Linked DNA regions of Mus musculus: region 2 is linked to region 1. A link is a contact called in ENCODE Hi-C or POLR2A ChIA-PET data. All regions are on one chromosome and are shown on one strand. The core of a region is the stretch at or near the end of the contact, and the rest is flanking DNA. Distances in the headings are between cores, read along the strand shown.

Region 1 (4,299 bases), core at 1,267-3,766:
GAGGGTGGGAAGCCTCTACTGTCCCTTTCTGTCCTGCAGCAGATTCTGGCTCCAGTGTCCTGGAAGAGGGTCAGTTGCTCACTAACTAGAGGGTGTAGCTGTGCTCAGAGCCTTGGAAATTCAGCTACAGTTCCTGGAGGGTGGTGTCCCCTCACTGGTGTGCGCAGGGCACAGCAAAGGCCTGGCGTCTCTCCCCACTCCCACCATATTCATTACCCAGCAACAGTAACAACACAGGTGAGGGTAGCATCCTAACAGGGTGCTTTCCTGTGCCTTCTCTCTCTTAATTCTCACGACAATCCATGTCTCAGATGAAGAGACTGAGGCGGGGGTGGAGGGAGGGCGGATAAAGTCATGCTTGCTAAGTTTCAGAGTGGGCCCATAACAGAACAGAAATTTGATCCCTGCAGGTATAACCCTACTAGATATTCCAGCACCCCTGAAAACAGCATGCCGGCCATTCCCAGAGACCTGGGCACCCCAGCATACAGCTCCTCACTGGTGGCAGCAGGAGGCCCTGTCCACGAAGGCCAGGCCCAAGGGGACACCCATATTGCTTCCCAGGAAGTGGGATGGGCTAACACACTGGGAGGACTTTGCACTCTAAGTCCAGGTCCCTCTCGCAGCTGGCACAAGTGTCACCTAGAGCTGCTTGCTGGGTACCATACACATGAGGTCACCGCCAAGCCTGACCACCCCCCAGAAGTCACACGCCCCCAAGCTGTTCACCCTCACAACCACCCACAAGTACCTGCTACTAGTTTATAAGGCAAAACGGCTTCTTCCAACCTGCAGTTCCACCCAGGGGCCTCAGTTTGTAGAATTGGGGTAAGCTGCTCATTTTGTTTAAGACAGGGTCTCATGTAGTCCAGGCTGGCTTGAAACTAGAATAAGCCTTGGCAGGCCTTGAACTGCTGACCCTCCTGCCTGCACCTCCCAACCACTCATATTACAAGAGAAAGCTGCCACCACCTCCAGGCTAGAATAACCAGTTTTTAAAAGTACTGGCATATTTCGGAGTCTCTCTGGTTGGGCAATGCTGATAGAAAAAAAAAATAACGTTCTCAAGTTGTTGATTTAAGGGGCCAGGGAGATGGCTCCGTGGGTAAAGTGCTTGCCTAACCGTGAGGAACTGAGTTCAGATTCTCCACACTCCTGTCAAAAGCAGATGTCTGTAATCCTAGGTCTGGAGAGACAAACACAGGAGGGCCCCTGGAGATCACCCGCCAGAGAGCTGAATGACAGGCTCCAGGTTCAGTCCAGGAGAGGGAAGCCTGGAGGGAAGTGGCCCTGCAGGTAACTTGTTGTACAAGGGCAGTGACTTATGGGCAGGCAGCACTCACATAAAGATGGAAGGAGAAAGCTGACCCCTGACCCCTGACTCCTGGCGGGGGGGGGGGGGAGGGGTGGCTGTCTGATTTCTACACGTGTTCTTGTGCTCTCTCTAGCAATAATAATAATAATGATAGTGATAATAGAATGAAAAAGAAGGTGTGGACAGTGACTGAGGAAGACGCTAGCCATCGACCTCTGACCCCACAGGTATGAGCACATAAAAAATGAGTTTCTCAGAAGTGGCGATAGTTGCCCTGGTGTAACACTGCAGACATTTCTAAGGTTATGAAATCGTCATGCCAGGGAGGGCTGGGAACCATATACCATTTGTCTCTAAAAATGCCACCACCACCCCCAAGAGCTGGGGGTTTCTTATCCCCACTTCATGAATGAAACTGAGGTTGGGGAAAATGGAAGGGGAGGGGACATCTCGTCTAGGTCCTAGACAGCCTCGTTTGGGATCCTTTCCCCTCCATTCCCAAATAAAGCAACAGGTAGCAGTGACAGCTGCTAGTGACACAAAGCCCTGGGGCAGGAGGAAGTGTGCAGTCAGCCAAGTGTTACCTGGCCTTAGTCACAGTGAACCCTCGTTCCAAGTGCCTGCTCCACCTGGGCCCAAGGGTGCCTGATGGCCCAACCTCCACGGTCCACCACTTTCTCCACCGCACCTTCCGTAAACCGAGTACCCAGGAACCCTCGGCTGTGCTTGTCTGAGCCTGGTACCTAGGACCCACTGGAGCACCTCGCCAGGCTGGAGACACAGTGGCCATTGGTGCCTCGAAGGAGCAAGGCTACCCATGCTCCTTCCTGCCGGAACAGCTATTTCACGAGTTAGGATTAGGCTGCTAAGCCAGGGGCCGCTGGGGGAGAGTGTCCCAGACACTTAACCATGGCCATCGCTGGAGGTGCAGGGAGGACTCCCAGAGTCCTCCTCAGGACCAGTCAGTGTACACCCCGGCTTTCCTGACCCCCGTCTGCCCACCCTTGCCCCATAGCTATTGTTTCCCACCCACAGCCTTGCCCGGACCACTCACCTGATGGATGGTAGATAGCTGGAGGGAGCTGGTGAGCCTGGGTTGTCTGGACACTCAGAGGAACTTGGTCACACGGTGAGAGACTTTGTCACGGTGCCCTGCTGCAAGAACAGGATGCCCATTAGCCCTGGGGATCCCAGAGGCTGTGCGAGGCCCAAGGCTAGCAGGGGTATTTCACAGCGGGGCAGGGAGGAGGCGGAGGCAGGGGCGGGACCAGGAAAATCACTTTCATAAGCGTGAGTCAGCAGGGGCCCCTGGGTGAATGAACTTGGCCCTGGCCAGTCTTAAAGGGCCCCTGCTGGCCAGTTCCTCCCTTCCCGGGTTCAGTTTGAAGGAGGAACTAGGGAATCTTGAAAGAGACCACTAGGTCTCTTCCTTACCAGTGAGTGGTAGGCTTCTGAGAAATAGCTGGCCAGCTGGCTTCTGAACTCCAGAAAGCTCTGATCTTCCACTCACTTCCCACCCCAGCGTGTGGGGAGAGGGGACACGGGTGTGTGCAGAAAAAACCCTCAGTCACTGGTCAACCCCGACAACTCCCACTCAGCGACTTCCTGGTTGGAGACTCTGAACAAACCTCAGTTTCCCCATCTGAAAAGTGGGGTTGAGTTGGACTCCCTCATGTGTGCGTGCATGCGCATGTGAGTGTGTGTCCGTCCTCCCTGGTCCTTATAGACTTCTCTTCCTGTAGGGGGTCACGCCAGTCTGCTGGCCGGTTCTTGTGGTCCGTGAACGGAAGCTGGGTCCTAGGGAGACATCCCTTACTGCACACTGGGTCTGGAATAGCGCTTTTCCATATGGAGCCTTGGCTCAAGAGAAGGAAGTTGGGCAGTGGTTTAGGTCGGTGCACTCACCTTGGTGGCCATTGTTCCTGTCCTGATCAGCTGTCACTCTACCACCAGGACCAGAACTGGGGAGGGGCGGTGGGGGGGGAGTGTCAGGCTCTCACTCTAAGTACCCAAGAGACTACTCAGCGATTAAGAGCACTGGCTGCTCTTCCAGAGATTCTGAGTTCAATTCTCAGCAACCACATGGTGGCTCACAACCATCTGTAATGGGATTTGATGCCCTCTTCTGGTATGTCTGAAGACAGAACACTCATATATATTACATAAACAATTCTTTAAAAAAAAAAAAGGAACTCATTAAACAAAGTGACACTTTGGTACAATTTTCTAAAGAAAAAAAATTAAGTAAAGAATACAAATTCCAGAAAAAGAAAACTTCAGAGTTGTAAAGAAAGACGGGGTCCTTGGGCCCACCTCGTGGAACATCCTTCGGCTGCAAGAGTCTTGGCTGCTAGCACAGCATTTTGATTTAAAAAATGATATTTTGTTTTTCTTGGATTAAAAGAATGATTATTCAAAATACCGCATATAGGTTTTGGGGAATAGATCAGTAGAACCTGTGCCTAGCATTGCATGAGACCCTAGGTTGAAGGCCAAGTACCATTGTGCACTGATATGTTCAAACCCTGGGCTCGGGGCTGGGAGATGGCTCAGTGGAGAACACTTGCCCAACATGCTCAAAGCCCTGGCTTCAGTCCCCAGGACTGCTAAACACACGGAACCCCTGAGCCCTAGTCTGTGCCAGCAGTCTCAATGGGAGAGTCTGTTCCCCGGGGAGTACCTAGTGCACCATAAACTGGCGGAGGGGCACATCCTGCAGGGGTGGGTGAAGAGGGACGCCATCCTGGGGTGAGTAGTTAGGAGGCAGAGTGGGCAAGGCTGGCTGCTGACCTGGGTTTAAGGGAAAGGTCAGGCACGGCTCAAGGATCTGGTCCTAGAAGCTACTGCTCCCCTGGGGGATCCTGGGCTGCAATTTTTGCTTAGGGCTTTGTGGTCAGAATCTTGGTTTAATGCTCTGGTGTCTCCTTAACATTCTTGGTCATTTCTTTTAAAACAAGGACCATGCATTCTGCATGTCCCTTTTC
Region 2 (4,299 bases), core at 463-2,962, 470 kb before region 1:
CCAGATGTGGTGGTGGTGAATATTCCGAATCGCCAGGGCCTCTGGTGACAGAGGTAGGCAGTTGCCTTAATCGCAAGCCAACCACAGCTGCATAATGAAGACCTGTCTAAAACTTAAAAAAAAAAAAAAACCACTTGTCAAAATATTATTCAACAAATACGAATCGTCTGCCTATTGAAAAAAAAAAAAGCACACCAAATACAAAAGCATTTACAGATGAGGGGAAAGGTCAAACAGGCAAAGTTCAGATTTGATCTATGAAACACCACATACTTAAGAGAACGGAAGTTTCTCCTAGGATCTAACCTTTTATTAAAAACAGTTTCGAGGTTTAAATCCCATATTGCAACAGTTACTAAAACCTTTCAAAAGCACATGGTGGCTCTTGCCTGCAACGCACCAGGCTGAGATAGGGAAAAAAAAAAACTTAAGTTAGAGGCGATCGTGGACCAAGAGAAAGATCAAATAAAAAGACGATCGTTCTTCAAAGGTGGCCTCACCAGACCGACCTCACCTGCCTTGTACATACATCCACCTACCATCCTCAAAAAGGCAATTTTACTTCTTAGTTTCCCGAGAGTCGCAGCCCGGAGAAGCGGCACCACGTGCTGACTTCTCACTCGTCCTAAGTGCATCTTAGGAGAGGGGCTGCAGGAGCAGCTCCGGGCACAGAAAACACAGCAGGCAATCCGGCCTGCCGGGCCCCGACCCAGCCCGGGCTCGGACACCGTGCAAAAGGTGTCAGTCTCGGGCAAACCGGAGTATGCCGCCCCGGCGCTTCCCGGTTTTCTTTGCAATAGAATTCCCGAGGCCAGGGGCCAGGTCCCCGGCGGCGCTGGGCCAGAGCGTCGCCCGGGACTCGGCGGCTGCGGGCCGGGCACGCGGAGGCCTTCCCTGCGGCCTCGGGCGTTCTCGGGGCGGCTCGGACACTCTCGGGGCGGCTCGGGCGCTCTCGGGGAGATTCGGGCGGCCTCCGAAGCCGGGGAAGCGCGGCACTGAGGGGCGCGGCGCGGGCCTAGGCCGGCAGCGTGCCGGCGCCTCCCCCACCGCTCGCCCGCCGCGCACCTCGCGATCGTCGCCCCGAGGCCGTCCCGTGGCCCAGACCTCCCAGCCCAGACACGGCCCGCGCTACCTGTGGGTTGTGGAGGGCCATGGCGGCCCGTCTCAATGAGGTTCGGTGCTGCTCCGGCTTCTCACGCCGCGTCTCCCGTCGCCGCCATCTTCTCGCCGCACAGACACACTCGCAGCGGCCGCCGCGCCTGCGCACTGACTGCGCCGCGGGAGAGCCAGGCGGCGTTCTGCGCCTGCGCGCGACAGGTGGGCGTGCGCCCCGGGCCGGCGACCCTTCTGTCCCCAGCGCGCCGAGGGCGGCTGCTCCAGGCGAGGGCGTGAGGATGGAGCTGGCCAGGCACCCTGGGGCTGCAAGGTGGAGTTCCGGAGTGGTTACTGCGCTGGGTCCGCCTGAGCTCCGCCCTGGGATCTCCGCTGGAGATCTCCAAGGATCCCTTACCCTATGGAGCGCGCTCTTCTGACCGTTCGTTCATTCATTCATTCCTTCACTCTTCATTCTCTTCACTAGCTTGTTTTACCTGGCATTGGGGAAAAAAAGATTTTTTTTTTCTTTGTAAAACATAAAAGTAAACGTTGAAGGAGCTAGTGAGATGACTCAGCGGGTAACGGAGCCCTGCCTCCTGTACCCTTGAGGACCAAATGAGTTCCATTCTCTGGATCCACATGACGCCAGGGGAAAACCAACTACAGACTGTCTTCTGACATACAAAGGGGCACACGCAAAATAAACAATTTTAGAAAGAACTCGTTAATCCAGGAATTGTACTCCTGTGAGCTCAGTATATAGACTGCAGAGGTAGGACGATCATCTATGAATTGCAGACCAGTCTACATAGCAAGTTCCAGGTCACACACAGCTACGTAAGGTAGCTCTGTCTCGGGGTGGGGGGTGGATAGTCATGTTGATGACTTAGCACATTCTGCAAAGGGTAGAGACTCAGTAGGTGTTAGTTATTGCACACACGCAAGTGTATACACACGGGAAAGTTCTTGACTCAGCCATATAGGCAATAATAATAATAAAAACAAACAAAAAACCTTACTAAACCTCCTACTCCCAGCTGTAGACCAGGCCGGCCTTGAGTTCTGAGATCTGCCTATCTCTGCTTCCAGCGTGCAGGGATTAGGGATTAAAGGTGTACACCACTGCCGGGCCAGGAAAGAATTTTATGACAAGCCCCTGTGGGGCAAAGTTGGCAAGTTTATTAAGTAGAGGTGAGAGAGGGTACACGGGTAGGACTGAGTTTAGGATCTAGAGACAAGAAGGAAAAGGATAATGTTCAAGTGTGGGCACAGCTGCTCCAGAGAGTTGCCCTCAGGTGTCTTGGTTTTGTTTTTCTTTGCTGTGCTACACATGTAGCAAAAATTGGCTTCAAACTTTCTTTTCTTTTTTTTTTTTTTTTTTTTTTGGTTTTTCAAGACAGGGTTTCTCTGTGTAGCCCTGGCTGTCCTGGAACTCACTTTGTAGACCAGGCTGGCCTAAAACTAAGAAATGCACCTGCCTCTGCCTCCCAAATGCTGGGATTAAAGGTGGGCACCACCATGCGCACTGGCTTCAAACTTACTTTCTCTCTTTCTCTTCCTTCCTTCCTTCCTTCCTTCCTTCCTTCCTTCCTTCCTTCCTTCCTTCCTTTCTTTCTTTCTTTCTTTCTTTCTTTCTTTCTTTCTTTCTTTCTTTCTTTCTTTCTTTCGTTTTTCAAGACAGGGTTTCCCTGTAAAGCCCCAGCTGTCCTGAAACTCACTTGGCAGACTAGGCTGGTCTCGAACTCAGAAATCTGCCTGCCTCTGCCTCCCAAGGGCTGGGATTAAAGGCGTGCGCCCCATGCACATTGGCTTCAAACTTTCTAGCAGCCAAGGATGAACTGAAACTCCTGTATCTCCCGCCCCTACTTCCCTAGTACAGGGCTACGCTTCATACTCCGAACTCTGGCTCCACAAAGCAAACAAAGCAAAGCAAAGCAAAACTCTACGAGTTGGTTCAATGGTTTCTTTCTCCTGAGAATTTTCTTTTGGCCCTCTTGATTGCACACACCTTTAATCTCAGATGGCTGAAACAGAGGCAGGCAGGTCTCTGATAAAATCCAGACCAGAGACAGGCGTGGTTATGCACGCCTTTAATCCCAGCACTCGGGAGGCAGAGGCAGGCAGATTTCTGAGTTCGAGGCCAGCCTGGTCTACAAAGTGAGGTCCAGGACAGCCAGGGCTACACAGAGAAACCCTGTCTCAAGAAAAAAAAAATCCAGACCAGAATGGCTCAGATATCAAGACTCAAGACTTTTTGTTTCAGAAAATGATAATTTCCTTTGGTAAATAAAACCAAGTCAGGTGGTTTTATCAAGTTGGTTGTTCAGGTCAGGATATTGGGCCAGGTGCGGTGGCACACACCTTTAATTTTAGCACTCCATCGATAGAGGCAGGTGGATATCTTTGAGGCCAGCCTGGTCTACAGAACAAGTTCCAAGACAGCCAGGGTTATACAGAGAAACCCCATCTCAGAAAAAACAAAAGAGGGGTGGGGAATGGGAGTGCTACTAGGGTTAGGCTCAGGGTCACAAACGTCCTGGCTCCAAGTAGGAATGCTTTATTGCATTTAGCATCATTGGTGGCGGTGTCCTGAGGAAAACCACCTTTACCCCTACAGGTAACCTTGGCTTTATCAGTCTCAGTTTCGTAACTCCCAGCCAACAGGAAACACAGACTAGATCCCCAGGAGTCAGGCTGCCCACACCCATACTGTAACCTTAACTTTCTCCTTCCCCCTGCCTCACAATGGACCCACACCATGCTTAGCAGCCTGCCTGGAGGTTCAAGCCGGGTTCCTCGAGAGATGGTTGTGTTGACTCAGACAGGCTCCCTAAGCTTTCTGTGTCTCTTTCACATCAGATGTGATTAACCCCTTTGTAAAGACCTGAACACAGCTGAGTCCCAAAATACCTGGAGACGTGACTTAGACGATGAAACCCTTGCAGATGGGATGGTGCTGAGGAATGCGAACAGGGTCATTCCAAGTGGGTCCCATGGTGTCACAAGGGTCTCTAGAAGGGAATATAGGCAAGGACAGGAGAGACAGCAGACAGGTGGGGGAGAACGGGACTGGAGTTCCCTTGGTAGAGCAATTGCCCAGCATCTATAAAAGCACCACCTACACTAGGCATGGTGGCAACCCAGCTTGAGAGCCCAATACTCCAGAGGTAGAGGCAGGAGGACCAGGAGTTCAGGGTTATCCTG

The links. Hi-C counts contacts between places; a loop is a spot of excess contacts on that map. ChIA-PET counts read pairs that join two places held with the same protein, here RNA polymerase II (POLR2A).
Region 2: a loop to region 1 is called in a map of v-Abl transformed pro-B cells, with 2.4 times the contacts of the local background. The contact joins the promoter of Usp10 here to the promoter of Osgin1 in region 1. A Hi-C loop is called at or near these places in 2 of 37 maps with a recorded cell type or tissue (regulatory T cell and v-Abl transformed pro-B cells). POLR2A ChIA-PET finds 5 or more read pairs at or near these places in 1 of 5 experiments (Patski).

What each region holds. Positions count from the first base shown.
Region 1 is chr8:119,435,364-119,439,662 of GRCm38, reverse strand. Osgin1 (oxidative stress induced growth inhibitor 1) reads right to left here and starts at 2,516. Exons shown (of 6, transcript NM_027950.2): 1 at 2,370-2,516.
Region 2 is chr8:119,907,773-119,912,071 of GRCm38, reverse strand. It overlaps Usp10 (ubiquitin specific peptidase 10), which reads right to left and starts at 1,712. Exons shown (of 14, transcript NM_009462.2): 1 at 1,133-1,712. The coding sequence starts at 1,153.